4 separate regions of the Homo sapiens genome follow, and all the other regions are linked to region 4. A link is a contact called in ENCODE Hi-C data. All regions are on one chromosome and are shown on one strand. The core of a region is the stretch at or near the end of the contact, and the rest is flanking DNA. Distances in the headings are between cores, read along the strand shown. Region 1 holds the start of SPMIP4 (sperm microtubule inner protein 4). Region 2 holds the start of CYCS (cytochrome c, somatic). Region 3 holds the start of HIBADH (3-hydroxyisobutyrate dehydrogenase). Region 4 holds the start of NT5C3A (5'-nucleotidase, cytosolic IIIA).

The links. A loop is a pair of places that touch in the nucleus more often than their neighbours do. Pooled maps may share reads with other maps.
Region 1: a pooled map shows a loop between it and region 4 (9-fold over the local background). The contact joins the promoter of SPMIP4 here to the promoter of NT5C3A in region 4. A Hi-C loop is called at or near these places in 3 of 50 pooled maps.
Region 2: a loop to region 4 is called in a map of CD8-positive, alpha-beta T cell, with 12 times the contacts of the local background. The contact joins the promoter of CYCS here to the promoter of NT5C3A in region 4. A Hi-C loop is called at or near these places in 2 of 168 maps with a recorded cell type or tissue (CD8-positive, alpha-beta T cell and naive thymus-derived CD4-positive, alpha-beta T cell) and 5 of 50 pooled maps.
Region 3: a map of CD8-positive, alpha-beta T cell shows a loop between it and region 4 (21-fold over the local background). The contact joins the promoter of HIBADH here to the promoter of NT5C3A in region 4. A Hi-C loop is called at or near these places in 2 of 168 maps with a recorded cell type or tissue (CD8-positive, alpha-beta T cell and naive thymus-derived CD4-positive, alpha-beta T cell) and 7 of 50 pooled maps.

The regions. Positions count from the first base shown.
Region 1 is chr7:25,178,876-25,182,057 of GRCh38, reverse strand. SPMIP4 (sperm microtubule inner protein 4) reads left to right here and starts at 1,704. Exons shown (of 10, transcript NM_138811.4): 1 at 1,704-2,396; 2 at 2,726-2,883. The coding sequence starts at 2,750. All of the region lies in intron 1 of LOC124901603 (a long non-coding RNA gene), which reads right to left. RefSeq lists silencers at 1,469-1,858, 1,919-2,198.
Region 2 is chr7:25,124,010-25,127,268 of GRCh38, reverse strand. It overlaps CYCS (cytochrome c, somatic), which reads left to right and starts at 2,009. Exons shown (of 3, transcript NM_018947.6): 1 at 2,009-2,069; 2 at 3,142-3,259. The coding sequence starts at 3,150. It also overlaps a transcript of SPMIP4 not described here. RefSeq lists enhancers at 1,599-1,848, 1,996-2,539, 2,540-3,084.
Region 3 is chr7:27,661,612-27,664,865 of GRCh38, reverse strand. HIBADH (3-hydroxyisobutyrate dehydrogenase) reads left to right here and starts at 1,983. Exons shown (of 8, transcript NM_152740.4): 1 at 1,983-2,168. The coding sequence starts at 2,078. All of the region lies in intron 2 of LOC105375211 (a long non-coding RNA gene), which reads right to left. RefSeq lists a silencer at 1,794-2,213 and an enhancer at 1,429-2,246.
Region 4 is chr7:33,061,327-33,064,360 of GRCh38, reverse strand. NT5C3A (5'-nucleotidase, cytosolic IIIA) reads left to right here and starts at 1,585. Exons shown (of 9, transcript NM_001002010.5): 1 at 1,585-1,793. The coding sequence starts at 1,656. It overlaps LOC124901610 (a long non-coding RNA gene), which reads right to left and starts at 1,176. Exons shown (of 4, transcript XR_007060279.1): 1 at 713-1,176; 2 at 214-332. RefSeq lists an enhancer at 1,071-1,230 and silencers at 1,471-1,590, 1,891-1,950.

The DNA of each region.
Region 1 (3,182 bases), core at 455-2,954, 7.9 Mb after region 4:
TAACACTCACATAGAAGGCACAGCACAAAATGAATGCCCACTGGTTGGTTAGTAGAAAGTTGTAAAGTAGGCAGAGAATAGCAAAGGCACCATCATACTGTTACCAAGCAAAGGAGGCTCGCTGCCCGAGGCACTAGAAGTCAATACTATAACACTGGGTTTTTGATAAAATAAAAACTTTTATTGCATGTCAACCAACAAAGAAATAGGAAGTCCAGCTCAAATCTGTCTCCCTGTGCTGGCTTTAGGACAATTATTTTATTAGAAATGGTTTTGAGTGTGGATTCTGGGATTAGCAGGTGCTTGGTGGAAGGAAAGAGGAAGTCTGGAAAGTCCTTGCGCATGTGCTCTTATTTCTTCATGCTACCTAAGGGTTCCACGTGCAAATTCAGTGAGGAGTTAGTATGAAACATGGCAGTAGAAATTCAGCTGTAAGGTCAGCAAGCTGGATCTGTGCAGACTCTAGTTGGCCTTATATGTTCCAGTGGATTTCAGCCAGTTTTATTAACCTACAAGCCCAGGCATTTCAGCATTTCAGCAATTTGTTTCTTTTATCTGCCATCCTGTAAACTCAAGAATTTCTATGACTGTTTTCTTTAACTCTTTGGCACACAGTTTCAACGCCCTTCTTCTCAGAGGTGGTCATTCTCACCCTCACCTTCTGGTTCCTGCAGGCTCATTTCTAGCCTCCCACACTGTATTAGTCTTTTCTCACAATGCTGTAAAGAACTGCCCAAGACTGGGTAATTTATAAACGAAGGAGGTTTAGTTGACTCACAATCTCACATGGCTGCGGAGGCCTCAGGAAACTTACAATCATGGCAGAAGGCCACGGAGAAGCAGTTACCTTCTCCACAAGGGGGCAGGAAGGAAAAGTGCTGGGAGAAGGGAGAAGAGCCTCTTATAAAACCATCAGATCTCGTGAGAATTCACTCGCTATTACGAGAACAGCATGGGGGAAACTGCCCCCATGATCCAATTACTTCCACCTGGTCTCTCCTTTGACAAGCGGGGATTATGGGTATTACAATTCAAGATGAGATTTGAGTGGGGACACAAAGCCTAACCATATCACACATATACACACAACCTAACCTCCTCACATCCCATTCCTTGATGGGGTGGCAGGTGGCGAGGGGGGGGTGACATCCCTTATTGTCAGCCATCACAGGAACTCATGACCCTGTAGGTGCAGATTCATGGCTCACATTTGTATCTTTTGGGGAAAACTGAGGTAATCAAGGTGGGGCTAGGCCCTGGGGACGAGGCAAGTAAAGGACTTTGCCATGTCCGCACCCACCAGGGAAGGAGCAGAGACTCTGTTAGGGCGCCATGCCAGGGGCTGCAGTTTCAGAATCCTGCAGACTCCACCCTCTATCTGGCCACACTGTCCCCAATTTTTGCGAGGTGACCTGGGGAGGGAGGACAGGTCGGATGCTCCGACCTCACCAGGGACTCCACTGGACCGGAGCTCTTCCTCCTCCGCCCAGTCCACATGAGAGAGCTCCCTGGCCGGCCCTGAGACAGCTCCAGACCTGGTAGCCCTGGAAAAAGAAACTGGTATCGCCATCGCCGCCGCCGCTAGAGGGCGCCTGGGGGCGGGGCGCGGGTGGGGCAAGGCGGGGTCCGACTGGAGGCAGGGCGGTGAGCCGAGAGGGGCGGGGCAAGGGACCGGGAGGCGGGGCCAGGGGTCGCAAGGCGGAAGAGCCCCTCTCGCCTCCGACCCGGCGCCTCGCACTCCGTTCACTCTCGGTTCCTCTTCGCATTCTTGCCAGTCCCGTAGCGCTGGGCTGGTTTCCTCCGAGGTCTCTAAGAGCCTCCTACTGCGCCCCGCTCGCCGCCCGGAAGCCCCCAGCCCCTCAAGGACGCATCACCTAATGCCGCGGTCACGGCCACCGTCACAAGCGCCCCCAGCCCCACCCCACCCCGGCCTGCCCGCCGTCCTTCTCCCGCCCCCGCCCCTGCCTGCCAGCTCCACCGGGCCGTAGGTGCGGACGACCTCAAAATTCCTCGGCCCGCGAAGGCCGCCAGCTGCGGGGAGGGGAGGGGAGGCGCGGTCCCGCAGCGCCCCCAGGCTCATGTCCCAGGTATGTCCAGACCCCCGAGGCACCGCTTGCAGGGCAGTGACAGCCCGTGAGGCTCGGCCTCGACCCCTGGCACCCTTGGTCCCAGCTACGCCGGCTCCTGGCCTTCCCCCAAGTCCGAGAGAGAGGTGGGATTCTCCCCGACGCAGTTGGAAACCGGGAATCCCCTTTAGGGTCCCGTTCGTGCTGCACTACTGACTCCACCATCTGCAAAGGGATTCTTGTCCAGAATCCCCGAAGGCTTTAGGACAGCGCTTATTTTGTTGAATGAAGAGTCTCTAATTTTCGGAAAGACCACAGGCTAAAAGTCAAGTGAGTTTTCTTGAATAGTTATAGTTAAATTTAAGGCAGGAATTGAATGTCAGTTGATGGCCACAAAGTAGCGGACTGGTACGAACCTACTGGATGATCATTCTGGTGACTACTTGGAGGCACCGTCCACTTTGTGGATTTGTTTCAGTTGAAATTTATTTCCATAGAACTTATTTAGGTCTCTATTTATTACTGATTTGACGGCTTTCAGTGCAGAGGGAAGCCTGTGACGTCTGTGCAGCGTCAGGTTGAACAATTTAGCAGTGTAAAATGTGTTTTCTGCCTGCCTTGACTCGACAAGCCAAATGTGCCCTCCTTTTCTTTTCCAGGTTGTGCCTTTTTAGCCAAGAAGCATGGAAGTCATTCACGGCAGGCCCTACTGTTGCAGGGAGCTTGAAGGAGCTGACATACTGTCCAACACCTTTTACTCTAATGAATTGCACAACCCCCTCCAGACGGTTACTCGCCCAACTGCCTCAGAGGACAGGTAAAACAAAAACTAGAAAAAGCAAACAAGAAAAAGCAGTTTTAATGTATTCGTGTATTTTATTATGTGAGGAAAAACATTTATTGTTCTGGGGCTCTTCTGTTTCTTGTTTGTTTGTTTGTTTGTTTGTTTTTGAGACGGTGTCTCGCTCTGTCGCCCAGGCTGGAGTGTAGTGGTGCGATCTCGGCTCACTGGGACCTCTGCCTCCCAGGTTCAGGTGATTCTCCTGCCTCACCCTCCAGAGTAGCTGGGATTACAGGCATGCACCACCATGCCCAGCTAATATTTTTGCATTTTTA
Region 2 (3,259 bases), core at 760-3,259, 7.9 Mb after region 4:
TTATTCAGCGAGATAATGACAGAGAACTTCCCAAACCTAGAGAAAGATATCAATATTCAAGTACAAGAAGGTTATAAAACACCAAGCAGATTTAACCCAACGAAGACACCCCAAAACATTTAATAATCAAACTCCCAAAGATCCAGGATAAAGAAAGAATCCTAAAAGCAAGCAAGAGAAAAGAAACAAATAACATAAAAAGGAGTTCTAATAAGTCTGGCAGCAAACTTATCAGTGGAACTTTACAGGCCGGGAGGGAGTGGCATTACATATTTAAAGTGCTGAGGGAAAAAACTTTTATCCTAGAATAGTACATCCAGTGAAAATATCCTTCAGATGTGAGGGAGAAATAAAGACTTTCCCAGGCAAACAGAAGCTGAGGGATTTCATCAACACCAGACCTGTCCTACAAGAAATGCTAAAGGGAGTTCCTCAGTCTGAAAGAAAAGGACATTCGTAAGCAATAAGAAACCACCTGAAGGTACAAAACTCACTACTAATAGTAAGTACACAGAAAAACACACAATATTATAATACTGTAATTGTGTGTAAACTGTTCATATCTTGAGTAGAAAGACTTAGAGATTAACCTAACTTATCAAAAATAATAGCTATAACAACTTTTCAAGACATAGTATAATAATATATAAATAGAAACAAGAAAAAGTTTTAAAAGTGGGGAGAGTGAAGTTAAAGTGCAGAGTTTTTCTTAGTTTTCTCTTTGATTTTTGTTTATGCAATCAATGTTATGTTGTCATCAGTTTAAAACAATGGGTTATAAAATATTATTTGCCCTGGGCGTGGTGGCTCACACCTGTAATCCCAGCACTTTGGGAGGCCGATGCGGGTGAATCACCTGAGGTCAGGAGTTCGAGACCAGCCTGACCAAATAGTGAAACCCCATCTCTACTAAAAATACAAAAATTAGCTGGGCGTGGTGGTTTGCTCCCGTAGTCCCAGCTACTTGGGGGGCTGAGACATTAAATGGCGCCACTGAAGAAGAATGAATAAGGTCTAGTAATACAACAGGGTGACTACACTCAACAATAATTTATTGTACATTAAACAAACTAAAAGTATAATTGGATTGCTTGTAACAGAAAAAAAGGATAAATGCTTGAGGTGATGGATAGACCGTTTACCCTGATGTGATTATTATACATTGTATGCCTGTATCAAAATATCTCATGTACCTCTTAAGTATATATATATATTTACCTACTTCGTACTCATAAAAATTTTAAAAGGTACATAAATGTTATCATTGCATCCTCTTAATTTTATTTTTCAGTTCCAGAGGGATAATCCTGTCTCTGCCGCAAATGCAGCACCTTCCTCAGTCTTGGGGCGTCCATCAAGCGGAGAGCTGGAATGTGACTGAAAGTAACAGAGTATAGGTGGAACTAGAACAAGGTCACGAGCTGGTGCCCAACTCGTGTAACTCCTGGTTCCAGGCTGTCCCTCTAGGATGCTGTTGGCGCCAGCCGTGGTAGTAGGACAGAGTCTGGGTAAAGGTCGCCTGCTGACAAGATGGTAGCTAGGAGACCTCTAGGTGCGCCAAAATTAGGGCGTCTTTTCCTGGACCGGCAAAACGCCCTGCTCAAAGCTCATTACATCACCACGCCCAAGAACTGATACTTTAGCAGGGCAACGCACCAACCAAGCGACTCCGCCCCACCCTCCCCGCTCCTCCAGCACACGCAAGCGCACAGAGGCCCGCGAGTGACGTCACCTCTCCCGACACCACCTCGTTGTCGTACGACCAAAGGCCTGTCGTAACGGCCGGGAAAAGCCTCGAGAAGAAGGGCACGCACGCCGTACACCCTAACATGCTCGCCAGCATGCGCGCGCAGGTCCTTGGCGCAGGCATTGGGACTGGAGCCAATGAGGTGCGGCGACGTTACTGCGTAGCCGCCAGCTCGGCCGCACGTCAGGGCGCGGGAGCGCGGAGCGAGTTTGGTTGCACTTACACCGGTACTTAAGCGCGGACCGGCGTGTCCTTGGACTTAGAGAGTGGGGACGTCCGGCTTCGGAGCGGGAGTGTTCGTTGTGCCAGCGACTAAAAAGAGGTGAGAGCGGGTCGCGGAGGCCGCACCTGGTTAGAGGCAGAGCTGTGGGAGGCGCGCACTTGCGAGCGACCGAAACCCAAGCGGGGAGCATTCGAGTGGAGCCCGCGCTGGGTGGGAGGGCGGGGAGTGAAGACCCTGGACTGTGGTCAGACCGAGCTGGGCGAGTAACGGCTTGAGGTGCGGCGGAGCCCTAACTAGGGACAGGTATGGTCTCGGTCAGGGACTGGAGGCGGCTTGGATACAGATCCGAGGAGGAGGCGGCCTCTTCCGTAGTGGTTGCTGAAGGGCTATGGAAATGATAGGCAAGACTTCCCTCCTGGAAAGCCGAAGCTTAGAGCTTCACGTTCTTCTTCAGAGGGCAAAAGCTGTTGCTCTTCTAATAAGGGGCCAGTTCTTTTCGTGGGCACATGTTTCTTCCGTCAGTCGTTCTGACATCCTAGAAGGAGTTTCATCAATCACCTTGAAACCGACCTGGACGGGTGACCTCGTGGTCGCCCCAGGAGATCACAGGTAGGGGAGTTGGGATGTCCCCGGGGGACCGTGCAGCCTGCCCCTGAGCTCCCATTCACAAGTTCGAGTGTCAAGCTACTCCTGTGACCTGGGCAGATAGAAACAGCCAGGACCGCTTTTTAAACATTTGTGTGCTTTGCGTTATCCTCAGGGAGAGGTGGCTTTACATTGTAGTAAGATTAAATGGTTAGGTCTTTTTAAAAGTTGCGGTTGTGGTGATTTTGGCTTAATGTGTTCGCCCTTGAGCTTCAGATCTGTGACTTCGTGACCATGATTGTCTCTTCTGAAACTGGAGTTTGAATTAGGTTCCCTCTTTGCTTGGGCTTTAACGTTCCTTCACGTATACACACAAAAATACGTTTTTGAGGAGGTACTCCTAAAAATGTTTTTGGTATTAAAGAATATTTGGTATAAAGAGTATTAAAGCAAAACAAGATTCATTCTGGTATTTAATGACATAAATTAGCAATGGATTGGTAATTAAGTGGCTAGAGTGGTCATTCATTTACACTGTATTTGTTACCTGAGGAAAAATTTACTAAGTTGAAGCTTTCGTTTTTAGAATTAAATATGGGTGATGTTGAGAAAGGCAAGAAGATTTTTATTATGAAGTGTTCCCAGTGCCACACCGTTGAAAAGGGAGGCAAGCACAAGACTGGGCCAAATCTCCATGGTCTCTT
Region 3 (3,254 bases), core at 734-3,233, 5.4 Mb after region 4:
CAAACAAAAATGCGTGGCAAAGACTCAGGGAGGAGTTGCAGTGCCTTTCAAACAAGGGCATCAGGAGGGCAATCAAATGAAGAAAGCTAACCAGCCATAGGCAGGAACTGCATTTGCCAGTACAATAATATCTGCAAGCACCTTCAAACAGTAAGAATTACTTAAAAATTCATAACGCTTCTTTAAAATCATGGAAACCTATGAAAATTCCTTAGTTTATGAATCAATGTAGGGCTTCTTGGAGGAGACATTGTTGGAGAAGACAATGCAGGGCTTCTTGGAGGAGACACAGTTGAAAGACCAATTGCAGTTCAGGAGTTAATTATAGAAACCTGTAGTGCTGGAGGAAGAAAAAGAAAAAGAAACCTGTAGGCCCACATTTGTTGCCTGCAGGAGATCTATTCCAGCTAAAACCTGACGAAACCAGGAAGAGAGGCACAGGTGGGAAATGCTCCAGAAACTAATTTACCCCTAGTAGGGGTGGGGACCCAAATCTAGGAGAAGGTCTAATTGTTGAAATGAGTTTTTTCTCCCTCCCTCCCTTCGTCCCTTTCCTTCCTTCTTTTCATTTAGTGTTGGGTAGAGGGTTGGGGTGGAGTGATGGTCAAAGAAGGGCATTAACTTCCTCCCAGTTACAGATAGGGACCTTGCACTCTGTACAAGTTTTTAAGTTTTTGGAAACGTTGCCAGCATGCCCAGAAACATGAAAAGAGCCCAGATGGAAATGATCCAATTCCTTTGCTTTCAACTCCATGGGTTACTGAGTTGAAAAAAAGGTCAAAGTCAAATTTTGTTGATTGTGCTACTTAGATTGGGGTTCGCATTTCCCTAGCTACTCCATACACATTCTCTTTCCTGCTGTATTGCCATTCTCCAAAGGCTATAGTCTTGCTTTGGTGTGGTCATGGCTTCCAACCCTTTGGTGGAGTCAGTGGAGATGAGAAGGCCTGCAATTACCCCCAAGGGGTTTACAGACTCAAATATGTACACTAAGCATTGACAGAAGAATGACTAAATGTCTGTCTCTCTGCACCGCGCAGTGGCTCACGCCTGTAATAACCAGCACTTTGGGAGGCCGAGGCGGGCGGATCACTTGACGCCAGGAGTTTGAGACCAGCCTAGGCAAAATGGCGACACCCCGCCTCTACTCAAAGTGCCAAAAAAATTAGCCGGGTGTGGTGGCGCACGCAGGCCTATAGTCCCACCTCACCTACTCCGGAGGCTGAAGCAGGAGAATCACTTGAACCCGGGAGGCGGAGATTGCAGTGAGCCGAGATCGCGCCACTGCACTCCAGCCTGGGTGACAGAGAGACTCCGTCTCCAAAAAAAAAAAAGGTCTTTCTAATACACATACATATACTACTACTTTCTGGATTTTATATTTAGTTTTGCTTACAAAATGGATTTAGGGTGTAGAATTTTCAAAGATTAGAGAAATATGCCTTGAAATAGAAAGTGCAAGTTTCTAGTAACTCTTCCCTTCAAAGATAATGTTACCAACTTCTTTTCCTACTATTTTTAGTATTGAGAAACTGTTGTGTTAAGTAAAATCAAATGAATTTAAAAGTTATTACACACATGGTAGCTTTCTGAGTGTTTTTCAAGCTGCGAGTCAGTTTTGTCCTTTTTAACACGCAGCGGTTGTGGGGACAAGGTTTCCGAGGAGGCGGGAGCGAGCGACGGCCCCCGCCTCCCACACGCCCTCTGCTTTGGTAAACAAGGAGACTCCCGCCCGCAGGCTGTAAATGAGGCACGAGCTTGGGGGCAGCGCCAGGGCGCCTGGCGTCACTGTTCAAAAAGGCCTCTTATTGGTCCTTCGCACAGCTGCGGACCTGGGAATTCTGATTGGTCTGCTTCCCTGTCCGTAAAGGGATTGACAGGCCCTGCCGCGTCAGGCCGCTCCTCTCGGCTCCGCGCTCCTTCCCTCGCGCGTGGGCACCCGCCCCCGAGCGGTGAGAGCGCGTGCGCGCGCGCCCTTCTCCGTGGGCGAGCCAGCCAGTCCCGCTGCACACGCTCGCAGTCTGTGGGCCCTCCGGGAGGCGGCGGAGGTCACCGCGGGGAGAGGGGCGGGCGCAGCATGGCAGCCTCCTTACGGCTCCTCGGAGCTGCCTCCGGTCTCCGGTACTGGAGCCGGCGGCTGCGGCCGGCAGCCGGCAGCTTTGCAGCGGGTAAGGACCTCACGCCTCCTCCCCCTTGTCCTTCTTTCGGCCGCTCGCTTCTTCTGTCCAGACGGCCGAAGAAGTCTTTTCTCGGGAGGCCCTGCGGTTGGGCTGGGGCTTAAAAAACAATATTTTGGCTGGTACTAAAGGCCTGTCCTTTTCTGCGGCCGCCACTCACTCCGCGAGTACCCCCCTCTGCCTTCCCTCCCTTTCTCCCGGGCTCCTGATGAACGGGTTCAGCGCCCTTTTCGGGATTTAGGAAGAGGTGGGGAAGAGCTTGGGCTGAAGAGAAGAGAGTATTTGGGACCCCGGCATGCTGCTTTGGAGTTAGGACTCCGAGGACGTTTGGAGCGCCCAACTCCAGGAGCAACCCGCACTCACCCCAGCGACCCCTGGTCTTTCAGCGCCCCCAGGGTGCACCTTGGGTTGGGGACACACTTGGGCAGCAGGGCCTGATGTTTAACCACCTGAGTCCGAGGGGATGGCCTTATTACACAAGCGGTGGCTGTACAAGCCAGGCAGTAAGTCTTTCAGCAAAGTTTCAGTCACCCTTGACCAGCAAGACGGGCTTCCCCCCTCTACTGTAACCTAAAAAAATGTCATTTTTGTCAAATTATGAACCAAAACACGTTCAGCGTCCTCAAGATTGTGGGCAGAATTAATCCTGCCTCCCTCCTCTCATACCATGGTAAATTGTGGAAGCTAGCCATGAACTTACAAAGAGGCAGTTTTTAGAGCCAGGATGAAGATCCACGGAGATCTAATACAGTCTTTCATACTCCGCACGAGGGACATGAGGCCCCTTGGATGAGTGAATCAGGATATTCCCAGCAAGACCTAGAAAGTTGTTATCAGTTGTTCCTAATTCCTTAACTTTCTATCACACCAGGACTCCTCTTTAATTGAAAAATTGGTTGATTTGTGGGGGCACTGCCGTTGTCTTCCTCAAACTGAAAGTTTGAGAGTTGTAACAATGCATCGTTTAGCAAGATCATACTGAGGATTAATAACAAAAAAAACCTTGGCATTAATTTTTTCTAATCTTTGCTTAAAAAAAAAATAGTGGGTTAGGATTTGAGCCCCTTGGCCCCCCGC
Region 4 (3,034 bases), core at 336-2,835:
AGTCTCCAAACATGGCCAACCCTCTTAGATTCAGAAACACAAGGTTTACACTTATAAAAAACATATGGACCCCTTTCCTCCTGGAAATTTACTACCAGGGTTTGTAGTCTAATTGACTATACTCCTACAGCTTTAACATCTCATATAGATGATAATCAGACCTATGATATAGTATAACTAGTTAAAATAGAAATCATATTTCAGAGTACCCACATTCTTCCCATGTGCAGTTGACGGGCCATATTACAAAAACAAAATTTGGAACTCCATTTCTGTTTTAGATTGTCCACAGCTTCAAGACGAATGTTATCGTCTACAAAATGTTTAAAATCCTGAAATTATAGAAACGTGGCTTTAGTCTCTACCCATTCAAAATAATATGTAATATATGGAAAATGTTTTTGTTGAGGAAGAAAGATAAATGAGACTGTGACCATCTTAGGCCTCACAATCAGACAACATTTAAGTCATATTGGTATTTGGTGCAAAACTGGATTCATAAAAAATTACTTTGGCGACAAAATGACACAGTAGTCTAGATATTGATACTCAAATATTCTGGGTATTAAAACTCAGTCTTCTTCAGGTTATACTCCCAGCTAACTTACTTTGGGACACGTTCTCGGTCTATACTGAGTCTGTGTTCCCAGGCTTAAGTCCTCAAACTTGGCCGAGTAATAAAACTAACCATGATTTCTTTAAGTTTTAGTACCTGTTATTTCACCTTTCGGTCGACAAATCGTTTTTCTCATGTTCCTCTGTCTTACATCAATTTAATTTGTAGACCAGCCAAATGACCTAAAAGGCTAGAAGGAAACAATTTTTCCTCCCCTACAACTATTTCCTCTAGTCCTCCGGCTGAAAGTTGTTCCACGTCCTGGGCAGAGAGAGCCCCACCAGGCAGCACCACCAGCTCCACAGAGTTGGAGCGATTCCCCCAAGAAGCTCCCCTGCGCCCCTCCTCACCCCCAGAGACCAGCAGAAGAAATGGCATCTATCCCTTGGAAGACACTAGGCAGGAGAGAACAACTGCAAGCCCTTCTGCTCACACAGAAAAAAGGATGGCGGAGGTGGCGAATGGGATGTAGCAGAAACCCCGCGGCTGCGGCGGAAGGGACACCGCCCCTCTCCAGCCTAACTCTGAGCCATCTTCCCCCTGTTGTTATAGCACTTAGAACGGACGCCACTGCGCAGGTCACACCGTGCCGCGCAGCCTTCTGGGGGTCGGAGTCCAGAGGGGCTGAGGCGCGAAGGCGGAGACCGACTTCTTAGCGGGCCGCAGTTGGAATTAGATTTCTACTGGGGCGGGGCTCGAGCGAACCACGGCCTAATCCTCATTAGCAGAGAAGGATAATTACCGCAATACTCTGCCCTGCCCTGACAGCAGCTCGTGAGACCCTGAGTCTGCTGAAGGCCGCCTCCAGCCTGGGCTCCGGGCACAGGCCACACCCCTCCCGCCGCGTCCTGGCCTCTCCCATCGATGGCGTGTGGGTGGGGCTTCGTGGGGGCGGAGCTGCGCGGGGCGGGGCGTCGCTGCGCGGGGCGGGGCGTCGCGGGCTCGTCCGTGATGCTCTGGGATCCCGCGCTTCCGAGACTCGCAGTCTACGCGAGCTGCCTGTTTTTTTCCTGCTTGGACGCGCATGAGGGCCCCGTCCATGGACCGCGCGGCCGTGGCGAGGGTGGGCGCGGTAGCGAGCGCCAGCGTGTGCGCCCTGGTGGCGGGGGTGGTGCTGGCTCAGTACATATTCACCTTGAAGAGGAAGACGGGGCGGAAGACCAAGATCATCGAGATGGTGAGTGTGGAGGCTCGGCGCGCCCAGAGCACGCGAGGGGCCGGCTGGGCCGTCCGCTGGCCTCGGCAGCCTGTGCTGGGCCGCTGTTCGGTCGCGACGGGGAGCTGCCGGCGTCGCCTGTCAGGCTGGGATCTCGCTAGCTCGGGACGCGCAGCTTGGGGGACCCGGCCGCCCCGCGTGCGGCCACTCCGCGGGCTTGGTGACCAGGGTTGGGTCCCCGGCTGCGGCCCTTGGCTGCCCGTGGTCTTTGTTAGGTTTCCGTTTGAAGGAACAAGGCAGAAAATAGATGAATCGGACACAGGCTACTTTGTGCTGCAAAACCCGTTTCTCTAGAGATAAGCTGCATGTCCTGGGCAGGTGGCTCCTTCTCTCCCTGCCTTGCTCCCGCCCTCCCCCCGGATCCGCGTCAAACCGTTGCCGCTAATCTAGTTGCAATTCCCGCAGAGGACTAGTTTTATGTTGGGGCTGCCGTGAGTTAGATTATGAAAATGTGCAATATCTAAAATTTTACAAGAATGGCAATCCAGGAGAAATTCAGGATAGTTTATTTTGTATTTGAATGTATTCCTTCTTGTCTCAAAACTCCCACGAAATATCTTTGTTTTCATCTTAACTCCCAAAGCTCTTGTATACATTTTCGAATTTAATTTTTTATTGAAGAGGGTGTCTCAAGAATTCCCTTTGAGATACATTATAAGTAATTGTTTCAAAAATGAGGATATTTAGTTTCGTTTTGTATTTTAATTAGAACCCACTCAGGAAGACAATTCTTGCACAAACTTGCACGCTTATGTATTTCCTGAAATGCATAATCCTGGGTATACGCCTGACCGTGTGCTATACATGTGAACATCTAGGGTCAGATGATTTATGATAGAAAAAAATTTAAAATCTACACTAAATAATATCATTTTAGGGTGTAATACTTGGAATTTCTGAGCACCTGCAATATGTTCCAACTGACGAAAGACACGATTTGTCCTATTGGTTGTACTGACCCCAGGTTGAATACAGATGTATTTGCATAATTAAAATTAGCCAGTGTCCCAGCTATTTGGGAGGCTGAGAGGAAGATCACTGGAGTCTGGGAGTTCAAGGTTATAATCACACCTGTGGATAGCTACTGCACTCCAGCCTGGGAAACATAGCGAGACCCTGTCTCTTAAAAAAAAAAGTTAATTCCCACTTGTCTCATATTCCAATAATATTCCCTAATTTTGAATTAATTTATTCTTAAAGGG